Regions from separate parts of the Homo sapiens genome. Here region 2 is linked to region 1. Evidence: chromatin loops called from intact Hi-C (ENCODE). Cell type or tissue: heart left ventricle. All regions are shown on one strand. Links, peaks and the distances in the headings refer to the core of each region. The heading gives the core; the rest is flanking DNA.

Region 1 (6,590 bases), core at 1,403-3,902:
CTACCTCAGCCTCCTGAGTAGCGGGGATTTTATTTTTTTAAATTGACAAATAATAATTGTACATATTCATGGAGTATATAGTGATGTTTTAATACATATAAAGTACAGGAATCAAATCAGGTCAATTAGTATATTGGTATCCCTCAGATTCCCCAGGAAAATAAATATATTTTAAAGACAAAAGAAAATAAAAAGTAGGACAAACATCATAACAATTCCAGCTTTTATTTTTTGGAAAGGAATGAAACAGTGGACTAATCCAAGTATTTACACAGACAAAGGGGCTGAAGGCAGCCTGTAGAGTCTACCAGCTGGCAGCCAGCAAAATAAACCCCAGCTCTCTTGTATTCCTACTGGGAACGCAGGGACTGCAGGTGTCCAATGTGTGTCTATGTAGCCCACACTTGAAATAAAATACAGCAAAATACAATGATGCGTAGGCAGTTCAGGTGTCGGAAAGGGGAGCTGGGGTCTATGGATCTGACATGCAGCTGGGTGGAAGGGAAAGGACATCTGAATTTACCTGACAGTTGGGCAGTCTTGCCTCCCGGCTAGTTGTGAGCACTGTGGCGGTACGGAGGCAGCAGGCTGCTGACAATCTACAAGAAACTGATAAATTAGACATGTGTACAAAGAGATGACAGAGCAAGGTGTTAGTAACAGTGACTAAAGCAGCTGCCTGAGAGATTTAGTGAGGAATGTGCATTCACACAGAAATATCCTGATTCAGCTTTTTTTTTTTCTTCTTGAATGATGCCAATAGAAAAGACAGGCTTTTTTTTTTTTCTTAAATACAGTATTAAAAAATTAGTGACACAGCATTAGTAGCGAGATTTCTCAAGTACATTAGGATATATGTGGCCATTTGTCTTTGGTATTTTGTTATATCTAAAAATAAAGGGTCTATTAATATAATGAAAGATCTTCCAATTCTAAACCTGAATGTGGTGGTGGTTACTTGCTTAGCACTTAGATCTCTTATTCCAAAATGGAACGCATTCAGATAACTGACTTTACTATCAGGACACATGGACATATTGTCAGTCCCATAGGTAACTTGAGAAAAGTGTGCAATATAATCTTTTCTATGATTAGTAGAATCTTAATTAAACAAGGAAATAATCTTTACAGTTTTCTGAAAATTGATTTTATATATTGACAATAGAATTGTTGGCAGAAATCTTAGAATGTCTATTACATAGTAAATTGTTAGTGACTTGGACTAGAAAGCTAACCTGAATGAGAACTCCACTTTGTAATTGTTTTTACCATTTTAAAGTCACAATATAACACACTAGGTTAATAAAGTGCTAGCTAGTAAAAATCAAGCTTTAGCTGGGTTAATCATCTACTCCAAGAAAGTAGTGCCTGGTGTTCTAAAAAAAAATCAAAGAGCAGTCTGTTTACTGGTACTAGGTGACTATATTAGAATCATGCAAGAAGCTGGTTAGAAATGCATATACGTCATATTTCTCCAAAAAGATTTTTGCAAACAAGTTAAAATTGGAATTAAACTTAAAAATTATTCTTAAATAATTGAAGCATTTCCTCTTGCCAACTGCTTAGACTGTATTTGCTTAGCAAATCCCTTTCCTTATATGTGTTTGTTTGTTTGTTTATTTGAGACAGAGTTTTGCTCTTGTTGCCCAGGCTGGAGTGCAATGGTGCAATCTCAGCTCACTGCAACCTCCGCCTCCTGGGTTCAGGCGATTCTCCTGCCTCAGCCTCCCGAGGTGATTCTCCTGCCTCAGCCTCCCAAGGAGCAGGGATTACAGGCATGTGCCACCACACCCGGCTAATTTTGTATTTTTAGTAGAGACAGGGTTTCACCATATTGGTCAGGCTGGTCTTGAACTCCTGACCTCAGGTGATCCACCTGCCTCGGCCTCCCAAAGTGCTGGGATTACAGGCGTGAGCCACTGCACCCGGCCTCCTTATATGTTATGTAAATAATATTTAATCCACATTATCACAAAGTCTGGATTTATAGCCTTAACGAGGCTCTACTGATATTTACATTTGAAGTCTTCTATTTAAGTATCACTGTTATATTCTGTTATAAAAAAGCCTGCCTATATAGTTACATAACTCCAGAATTTAAAATTCGAAAAAACTGCTGATGCTTTTCCAGAAATACACTAAAACTGTTTGTGATGCAAAGTAGAATACAATATAAGGCAGGCTTGATTTTTGTTCACTCAAGAAAACATTACTGAAGGAACCCTTTTATATGGTGGTCTTTGTTGCCATCTTATTAATTAGCGCATCTTAATAGGAACAAGGAGATCTGATTTTTGTTTAGTAGCTGGTGTTCGGATGATCATACTCAGTAAAAATCTTTCAAATATAACAAATCTGTTTTCTCAGATTGAGGAAATTCCTTTTTTAACTCCGTTTTCCCATTTTGCAGCATTGATTAGCTCCAGATTCCCTTTTGTAGAAACTCAGAGTCTTAAGGAATGCATTCTTTTGTCTTTTAAAAATCTTTGCTCCTTTTGTCTTCTCCAACAGCTTTCCTGCCTATCTGAGTGGTAATTTAGGAATGTCTTAGACTAATTTGACAACTATTTTGATAAGGCCACCAGACAGGCAGTTAAGTCAACCAGGTGTGTGCTGCCCTCCGATGGTGTATTTGGGTAAATGCAATGGATGTAAAAACCACTCTGGATTCCTTATGTCTTACATTGCCAGGGAGGTATAATGAAACTCTTCTAAAGCAGAGTAGTGGCCTCTGTGGAATAGCGATCCTTAGAATTAGAGTAACTAGAGTATTAAAATGGCTTACATCTTTTAAAAATATCTCATATATTTGACTTTGTTTTGCCAATACAGTCACAGATTATTATTCATTCAAAATATAATTTATGGTAAAATTCAGACAGCAGGTGATCAGAACCACAGTGTACTCCCTTAATGAAATGCTAGAGAGGTGGTAGACATTCTTCTTATTTGTAGTGAATATCACTTTTTCCTTCATTAGAAGTAACATCATCTCTGGCTAATATTTATTTTTTATTTTATTTTATTTTTGAGACAAGAGTTTTGCTCTTGTTGCCCAGGCTGGAGTGCAATGGCACAATCTCGGCTCACTGCAATCTCCGCCTCCTGGGTTCATGCAATTCTCCTGCCTCAGCCTCCCGAGTAGTTGGGATTACAAGCGTGCGCCACCACGCCCAGCTAATTGTTTGTATTTTTAGTAGAGACGGGGTTTCACCGTGTTAACCAGGCTGGTCTCTAACTCCTGACTTCGGGTGATCCACCCACCTTGGCCTCTCAGAGTGCTGGGATTACAGGTGTGAGCCACTGCACTCGGCCTATTTATTTAGTTTTTGAGACAGGATGTCATGCTGTTGCCTAGGTGGCTATCATAGCTCACTTCAGCATCCAACGCCTGGGCTCAAGTGATCCTCCTGCCTCAGCCTCTTGAGTAGCTGGGACCACAGGCACACACCACCACACCCTGCTAATTTTTTAAATTTTTGTAGAGACAGGTTCTAGCTATTTTGCCTAGGCTGGTCTTGAACTCCGGGCCTCAAGCAGTCTTCCTGCCTCGGCCTCCCAAGATGTGGGGATTGTAGGTGTGAGCCACTGCTCCTAGCCAAGCTAATGATGATTATTTTTCATTTATTATTTATAAGCACTTAGCTACGTGTTATCCTTAAAGAATAAAAAACAAATTTCATAGATAAAATGGTGATGGACTTAAAAAATTAAACTAAAATGTAGCTACATTGCTCTGACTCAGTTGTCTTCTAAATCCCTCTTCTCGGGTCTACAGCCCTCCAGTTGTGTCAATTGTAGCCTGGCTGAGCCACGGATGTGTCTTAGGATGTACTTTGTAAAATGAAGGAGGTAGGTTGGGAGGCTGAGGAAGTCCCTTGTAGCTCTGAGATGCTGCAGGCTCTGAGTGATCTCCCCTGCTCCGTCTAGGATCTATTCTGCTAGGCTCACCCTTGAAGGAACTAGACCACATCTCGTTGCTTTGGGGGGAATAAAAGATGACAACTATGTGCATGAAGGAGCAGGCATTGTAGAACCCACAAAGCCATTGCTGTTGTTTGGCCACCAGGGTTTGTCTAAACCATTCAACAGTCAAGTTACTAAACTCCTATTTTGTGTCAGAAACTGTGTTAGGCAGCAGGGGGAAAAAGGTGAACAGAGAAAATGTGGTCTCTGTTTTATCAAGGAAGATAAGCATATTTAATAAGCAACTACATTGAAGTGTGATGGTGATGGTGATGATGGTGGTGATGGTGATGGTGATGGTGATGATGACAGCATCTAGTACTTATTTATTGTTTACGATGTCTCAGGCACTGTATAGGCACTTAATATACATGCTCTTCTATAACCCTGTTTTATTAATCTCACTTCATCTATAAGGAAAGGGGAACTTAGGTTAAGTAACTTGACAAACTCCACTAGGAGGTAGAGGTGCAATTTGAATCCAGGATTGTATGGTCCAAGGGCTGAGCTGAACTTGCAGAAGTATCACTGTATTGCCTCCTATGATAGGGAAAGTGTAGGGTGTTACAGGACCTCACAGCGGAAGTTAATTAAATTAAATTAGACTGAATCTAACTAATCAAACATAACTAAATCTAACTAACCAAACACAACTAAATCTAAGTGGTTAGGGAGTGCTTCCTGGAGGTTGTGATATCTAGGCTGACATCTAACATAATGAGTTAGTCAAATAACTTCTTTGTAACTACAAACTTTTTATGGTCTTTAGTAACAGTAATAAGACATTTTATCATAAAATTAAAGTGTTTATTTGAAATGATCAGAATGGAATTAGAAAATGCTGTACGTTTATATGATAAGGCCACAGGCTTGGGAAATGTCATAGCATACTCAAGAGATTATTTATGTATTTTTTTTAGAGGCCAGGTCTTGCTATGTCGCTCAGGCTGTAATGCAGTGAGTTCAAGTAATCCTCCTGCCTCAATCTCCTGAGTAGATGGGACTACAAGTGTGTACACTGTGCCTGGCTCAAGAGATTACTAATGCCTCCAGGGCAGGGATGAATATGGAATATTATAGCTCAAAGCATCTATAGGTCTGTCTCGATATGCACAAGAAGAGTACCCTTGTATGACATTCCTCCATAAACAAGGGCCTCACGTAGAAGGGAAGATAGAAAAGAAAGGGAGAAATAAGAGAGGAAAATATTTGCTGAATCAACATGATGTAATCTTTCCTATAAACTTTACATTTGTTATCTGTTTTAAGAGACAGGGTCTCTTAAAGCCTGGTCTTGAACTCCTGGGCTCATGTGATGCTCCCACTTCAGCCTCTAAAATAGCTGGGTCGACAGGCTTGCACTATTCCTACATTGAGGAAAATAAGTGTTTTTGATAATATGGGAGAATATCATAGTCTCACATATTTTTTTCTTTAACTTCTTTTTAAAATCTCTCCTGCTAGAAACAAACACAGAATTTGCCATCACAGTAGGTGTCCTACAAGCCTCCACTGATTAATCCAAGCTCAGCATGTGTATTAACTTGCCCAAGGTCACACAGTTAGGAAGTGGCGGAACAAGGATTTAAATTTAGTCTTTTTAATGCTAAGGCCTCTTTTCTATTCACTCCTCTGGATGCTTCTCAAATTGACACCAGCTACCTCTAGAAAATATCAGGGTCATAGAGTCAAAGAAACAGAAGGAACTTTGCCAGAGATTTGAGATACTGATTTTAAGGCAACCAGCGCTCTCAAAAATACAAAGCAAAATGAAGGGTACAGGAATGAAGATAATATTGTTTTTAAAAAGAGGTGGCTGAAAATAATACATTTCATTGGCAGAGAGAGAAAGTTTTGCTGTGTGGCTTTCTCTCGGGCTTCTATTATTTATAAAATTTTCAATGCAATTTAGAAAACTAACCAATTTTCTTTTTTTTTCTTTGAGACAGAGTTTCGCTCTTGTTGCCCAGGCTGGAGTGCAATGGCATGATCTCAGCTCACTGCAACCTCCGCCTCGCGGGTTCAAGCAATTCTCCTGCCTCAGCCTCCCAAGTAGCTGGGATTACAGGCATGCACCACCATGCCCGGCCAATTTTTATAATTTTAGTAGAGATGGGGTATCGCCATGTTGGCCAGGCTGGTCTCAAACTCCTGACCTCAGGTGATCTGCCTGCCTCGGCCTCCCAAAGTGCTGGGATTATAGGCGTGAGCCACTGCGCCCAGCCAAACTACCCAATTTTCTAAAAGTCAATGCCTTAGGGAGTCCAGGAGCCCACTGGTGGCTGTTTGGGATGGGAAGGAACAGCTCATGTAGGAGACAAGGAACACTTCTATGTTTTGGCTCCACACCTGGCCCAGATGGCAGCAGTGGGCACTGGTGAGCACCATGTGAGTGAAAGCCCATCTGTGGAGACCAAACCCAGCCACGATGAGTAGTGAGGCTGCAGAGGTGGCTTCTTTGGGCCCAAGTGCTCTGGGGCAGGCACAGCAGCAACTCTTTGTGGCAAACAGTCTCCTGTAGCATCGCTTGACTCCACCTCCTCATTTTCCTGACTTGAGAACTAATGCATCCCTACTTTTTCACAAGATCGTATTTTCCACACCACATCTCTTTCCCTCATGAC
Region 2 (6,590 bases), core at 1,801-4,300, 290 kb before region 1:
TCGGCACCATTGACATTTTGGGCCAGATCATTGTTTGGGGGGCTGTACTGTGCCTCCTGGGATGTTTAGCAGCTTCCCTGGCCTCTACCCACAAGATGCTAGTAACACTACCTCCCCATCACCACTCCGTTTGTGACAAACAAAAATGTCTCCAGACTTTGCCACATGTCCCCAGGTGGGGAAGAAAGGGGAGGTAGGAAACCAGGTTGGGAACCACACTGCTCTGTCGTGTGAGAAGGCAAAGAACGGGAATACGACCTGGCCAGCTCCCAATTTCCTTTCTCCTTTATAAACATTTGGCTGTTTTAGAAAGCCTTTTTATGGATCTCTTAATTCCTTTCTCTTTTCCAGCCAGATAGCTATCTTTGCTTTCAGTCTAGACAGCCCACAACAGGCTGAGGCTTACCTGAGAGCCTCTCAGTGAAGCCTGTGGAGCTGGGTGGACAGCAGGAGGGTGTGCTGTCACAGGGAGCAGGCAGAGCACTGAAGTCTTGGCTGCACAGGGCTGTGGTACTGCGCCTGAGTGCAACCCTTAAGACTAATGGCCTTTCCTCAACTTTATCACAATGGTTCATAAAAATGGGGACCAGGGGCCGGGTGTGGTGGCTCACACCTGTAATCCCAGCACTTTGGGAGGCCAAGGTGGGTGGATCACCTGAGGTCAGTAGTTCGAGACCAGCCCAGCTAACATGGCGAAACCCTGTCTCTACTAAAAATACAAAAATTAGCAGGGCATGGTGGCACAGCCCTGTAGTTGCAGCTACTCGGGAGGCTGAGGCAGGAGAATTGCTTGAATCCGGGAGGCAGAGGTTGCAGTGAGCCGAGATCATGCCACTCAGCCTTGGTGACACAGCAAGACTCATCTCAATAATAAATAAATAAATAAATAAATAAATAAATAAATAAATAATTTTTAAAAATGGGGATGAGGGACAGGCAAAAAAATGGAATGAGTGAGAATCACTTGGGAGAAAATTATACACCCAAGCCCACCTGCCAGCATGCAGCCTCAGGCATATCAAATCCACAGGGCAGCAGGATGTGGGACAGATGTGTGTATTTCCGAAACACAGCTCACATGATTCTCAGATGTTGCTTCCTCCCACCCTCTCCTTCGAGTTGAATCACCTGCCAAAGGGGTTTTCTATGACATCTGCCCTTTATCACAGATGGAACTCTCAGTAACAAGTCAAAGATGTTTCTTGATGCATTATTTACAATGCTTACACTGAAAAACTGTGATGGAATATGAATGAAATTATTTCTATAAAGTTCCTAGAATAGTGGCTAGCAGATACTAAACCCTCAGGTTTTGGCTGTTACTGTGAAAACTGTTTTGGAAGGAGGGGAAGTGCTTAGGGTACAATTTAAATAAAACTAATAGGACCTCAGACTACAAACAGTGGATCTCTATTTTATTTTATTATTATTATTTTTTGAGACGGAGTCTCTCTTTGTTGCCCAGGCAGGGCAGTGGCACAATCTCCGTTCACTGCAGCCTCTGCCTCCCGGGTTCAAGTGATTCTTGTGCCTCAGCCTCTGGAGTAGCTGGGATTACAGGTGCCCACCACCATGCCTGGCTAATTTTTATATTTTTAGTAGAGACAGGGTTTCACCTTGTTGGCCAGGCTGGTCTTGAACTCCTGACCTCAGGTGATGCACCCGCCTTGGCGTCCCAAACTGCTGGGATTACAGGCGTGAGCTATGGCGCCCGGCCCGGATCTCTATTTTATTTTATTTTTTTGAGACGGAGTCTTGCTTTGTCGTCCAGTCGGGAGTACAATGGCGCGATCTCGGCTCACTGCCACCTCCGCCCCTTCAGGTTTAAGCAGTTCTCTGCCTCAGCCTCCCGAGTAGCTGGGATTACAGGCGCCCGCCACCATGCCCGGCTAATTTTTTGTATTTTTAGTAGAGACGGGGTTTCACCATCTTGGCCAGGCTGGTCTTGAACTCCTGACCTCCTGACCTGCCTTAGGCCTCCCAAAGTGCTGAGATTACAGGCGTGAGCCACCGCGCCCGGCCAGATCTCTATTTTATAAAGAGACACCTAGCCGGGCGCGGTGGCTCACGCCTGTAATCCCAGCACTTTGGGAGGCCGAGGCGGGCAGATCACGAGATCAGATCGAGACCGTCCTGGCTAAAACGGTGAAACCCCGTCTCTACTAAAAATACAAAAATTAGCGAGGCGTGGTGGAGGGCGCCTGTAGTCCCAGCTACTAGGGAGGCTGAGGCAGGAGAATCGCTTGAACCCGGGAGGCGGAGCTTACAGTGGGCCGAGATCGCGCCACTGCACTCCAGCCTGGGCTACAGAGCGAGACTCTGTCTCAAAAAAAAAAAAAAAAAAAAAAAAGAGAGAGAGAGAGACACCTATATAACACCTATATATGGGGGATCCCAGGTCAAGATTGAGCTGTGACAGTAGTCTATCCCTTGGATTCGGTCGTGAGTTCTATTGTGGATAAGGTTGGAGAAATTTGCTTTGATTTTTTTTTTTTTTTTTTTTTTTTTTTAAGAAAAGGAGAATAACAGAATCAAGGAGCAAGGGCAACTTGACCATGGGGCGGCCGCATTGTAGACTGTTCTTCCCAGCAGAGCAGGATAAGGGGGGCTGGCCGGGGAGCTGCCGGTGTTGCCATCCTGTAAGGGATGCTAAAGTATCAATGAGCACTTAGGCATCTCTGAAACCATAGTGATATGGAGAAAGTTGTGTTTGCCGGAACTCCTGCAGAGCACAGAATGTGGTTAGTCACTTATCATAGTTTGAAACCCTTAGAGGGCACTCTTGAGCAACAATAAATGATCCCTAAACAGCTTTCCAGTGAAACCTGTTCCAGCTGATTCCACGTCCTTTTACTTGATGAGTAGTAAATATACACAACTCTCTCCCCAAAACTGAAGAGCGCAGATACAATGGAAAGATTGCCAGCTCTCCCCCAGAAGTCTGACTATTTTGTTCATCCCTCCGTGCTCTAAATACATGTTGAGGCCAGGTGCAGTGGCTCATGCCTGTAATCCCAGCACTTTGGGAGGCCAAGGTAGGAGGATCACTTGAGCCCAGAAGGTTGAGGCTGCAGTGAGCCGTTTGTGCCACTGGGTGACAGAGACCCTGTCTCAAAAACAAATAAAAAAACCCAATAAAATAAATTCATGTTGAGCAACTATTTCAAGAATATTGATTTTAAAGGGTGCCTAGATATTACTTTACCTGGGAGCCTACATGTCCCATCTGTTCCTGATCTCAGGCTGGCCCCATGGCCCACATCACAGCCCCATAAACAGTGAGTTGTTGGCAGAAGCTGAAGGAATTATGTGTTGTGTTTGGTTGTTATGTTGTCCAAGGAATCTGTTGAGCCCAAAGACCTAAGCAACACACACAGTATAACTGGGGCTCAGGTAACAAATAGTAATGCGAAGTGTGGGAGCTGGGGATCTCTCTTCTGTGTGGAGCCCAGCTCCACTGCCAGATAATACACCAAAGCTGAGAGGAAGGGTGGACCTGGCCCTTGGTTACCACTACTGGCAAACTATCCTAGGTGGCCAACTGCTACTAGTGGGCTGGTGCTATCATTTTGTTAGATGGATAAAGTGGATATTGGTGGTTCCTTAATAACAATGTATTTCTTCTTAAACTTTAAATTTTTAGATGGAAAAAATGGAAAAGACAGAGAAGAAAAATTAAGAAAAAAAACAGCTAGGCTTTTATTTTATTTTATTTTGAGACAGAGTCTTGCTCTGTTGCCCAGGCTGGAGTGCAGTGGAGTGATCTCAGCTCACTGAAGCCTTGGCCTCCCGGGTTCAAGCGATTCTCCTGCCTCAGCCTCCCGAGTAGCTGGGATTACAGGTGCCCGCCACCATGCCTGGCTAATTTTTGTATTTTCAGTAGAGATGGGTTTCACCATGTTGGCCAGGCTGGTCTTGAACTCCTGACCTTGTGATCCTCCCGCCTCGGCCTCCCAAAGTGCTAGGATTACAGGCATGAGCCACCATGCCCGGCTTTTTTTTTTTTTTTTTTTTAATTTAATAGACATTAATCTTTACTTTGGCTGTTTGAAGCAAGAGTTTGAGAAACTGCTCCTCTCTGGACTTGGGGCTCTAATCTCATACATGGGTTTTGTTTTGTTTTGTTTTTTCTTTTCTTTTTTTCTTTTTTTTGAGACAGAGTCTCATTCTGTCACCCAGGATGGAGTGCAGTGGTGTGATCTCCTCTCACTGAAACCTCCGCCTCCAGGGTTCAAGTGATTCCCGTACCTCAGCATCCTGAGTAGCTAGGACTACCTGCCACCATGCCTGGCTAATTTTGTATCTTTTGTAGAGACAGGATCTCACTATGTTGCCCAGACTGGTCTCAAACTCCTGGGTTCAAGTGATCTGCCCACCTTGGCCTCCCAATGTGCTGGAATTACAAGCGTGAGCCACCACTGATCTTTTTAATGTGTCAAAGTTTTACCTTTTTCAGAATGTCATATACATAGTTGGAATCATATGATATGTAGTTTTGTTTTTGTTTTTAGAGATGGGGTATCACTATGTTGCTCAGACTGGTCTCAAACTCTTAGGCTCAAGTGACATGTCAGAAGAACCAGGAGGCAGCTCGAAGGGTCTCCCACTGGCAAAATCTGGGACAGTTAAACATAAAAATTAACATAAAATTTAAAATAATGGCAACGGATTATACAATCCATTGAATAAAATAGGAACACAGGAATCCAAACATATGAATGAATGAATGAATGAATGAATGAATAAATAAATAAATGATAAGAAAAAATGCTTATAGTAGGATGCCAACAAATAAGTGTAGAAGAAATGATGAAATGAAAACATCAGCAATTGACAAAACAAAGGAATCATTCAGAATCATCAATGGACATTGATGGGTAAAAAATTCTTGACTAGGATATCTACATAATCTCAAAATATGTCTCCATATATATATATTTTTTTCTTTTTGAGATGGAGTCTTGCTGTGTCCCCAGGCTGGAGTGCAATGGCACGATCTTGGCTCAATGCAACCTCCACCTCCTGAGTTCAGGCGATTCTCATGCCTCAGCCTCCCAAGTAGCTGGGACTACAGGCACGTGTCACCACACCCAGCTAATTTTTGTGTTTGTAGTAGAGATGGGGTTTCACCATGTTGGCCAGGTTGGTCTCGAACTCCTGGCCTCAAGTGATCTGCCTGCCTCTGCCTCCGAAAGTGCTTGGATTACAGGCATAAGAGCCACTGCACCCAGCCAATATGTAGCCTTTTTAGTTGACTTCTTTCATTTGGTGAATGCCCTTAAGGTCCCTCTATGTCTTTTCATAGCCTGATAGCTAATTTCTTTTTAGTGCTGCATAATACTCCATTGTCACATTTGTCGATCTGTTCACCTACTGAAGGACGTCTTGGTTGTTTCCAAGTGTTGGCAATTGTGAATAAAGCTGCTCTGTAGCAGGTTTGTGTGTGGACATAAGTTTTCAACTCATTTAGGTAAATACCAAGGAGTGTGCTGCTGGTTCGTATAAGTTTAGTTTTGCAAGAAAAACTGTCAAACTATAAAGTGGCTGTACCCTTTTGCCTTCCCACCTACCATGAGCGAGAGTTCCAGTTGCTCCACATCCTTGTCAGCATTTGTGGTCAGTGTCTCGATGTTGACCATTCTAACAGGTGTGTAGTAATATCTCATTTTAATTTACATTTCTTCCAAAACTTCAATTTATTTGAAATATATTCAGACTTACAGAAAAGTCATAAGTATTTTAAAAGAACTCTAGTTTACCCTTCACCTAGATTCTTTTAACATTTTTATCACATTGCTTCTGCTCTATCATTCTTTCTCCCTCTCTCTCATCTCTGAACCATTTGAGTATAAGTTACAGACACGATGTGTCTTTTTCCTCAAATACTTCAGTGTATATTTTCAAGGACATGGATATTTTCTTACATAACCACAGTGCAATGGTCAAAACAGAAAAATTAGCAGCTACAGTATGATGATCTAATCTACAGATGTTATTCATTTAACGGTTATCTCAATAATATCCTTTATAGCCAAAAAAAAGAAAGAATAAATTGTGGCCTAAGTCCAGCGCACATTGCATTTACTTATCATGTGTTTCTATCCTTTAACCTGGAACAGTTCTTTAGTCTGTCTTTGTCTTTCATGAGCTTAACTTTTTTTTTTTTTTTGAGACGGAGTCTCACTCTGTCACCCAGGCTGGAGTGCAATGGCATGATCTTGGCTCACTGCAACCTCCGCTTCCCAAGTGATTTTCATGCCTCAGCTCCCGAGTAGTTGGGACTACAGGTGCCCGCCACCAAGCCCAGCTAATTTTTGTATTTTTAGAGGAGATGGGCTTTCACCATATTGGCCAGGCTGGTCTCGAACTCCTGACCTTGTGATCCACCCGTCTTGGCCTCTCAAAGTGCTGGGATTACAGGCGTGAGCCACTGCGCCCAGCTGAATTTAACATTTTTGAAGAATACAGGCCAGGTAATTTTTTTTTTTTTTTTTTTTGAGACAGAGTCTCGCTCTGTCGCCCAGGCTGGAGTGCAGTGGTGCAATCTTGGCTCATTGCCAGCTCTGCCTCCCAGGTTCATGTCATTCTGC

Evidence for each region. Peaks named below come from ENCODE experiments on the same cell type or tissue, not always from the same donor. Only the 100,000 strongest peaks of a DNase experiment are listed, where the experiment ranks them.
Region 2: it touches region 1 in a loop (6-fold over the local background); 49 of 110 quality-filtered maps call a loop at or near these places.

What each region holds. Positions count from the first base shown.
Region 1 is chr12:32,361,679-32,368,268 of GRCh38, reverse strand. BICD1 (BICD cargo adaptor 1) reads right to left here. Exons shown (of 10, transcript NM_001714.4): 9 at 524-599. Among named protein-coding and RNA genes, the nearest start is that of FGD4, 35 kb to the left of the region's middle. In heart left ventricle, for the core only: CTCF peaks have their summits at 2,426 and 2,629; no DNase peak of the experiment used is centred there.
Region 2 is chr12:32,653,947-32,660,536 of GRCh38, reverse strand. No RefSeq gene overlaps it. Among named protein-coding and RNA genes, the nearest start is that of DNM1L, 22 kb to the left of the region's middle. In heart left ventricle, for the core only: a CTCF peak has its summit at 2,762; no DNase peak of the experiment used is centred there.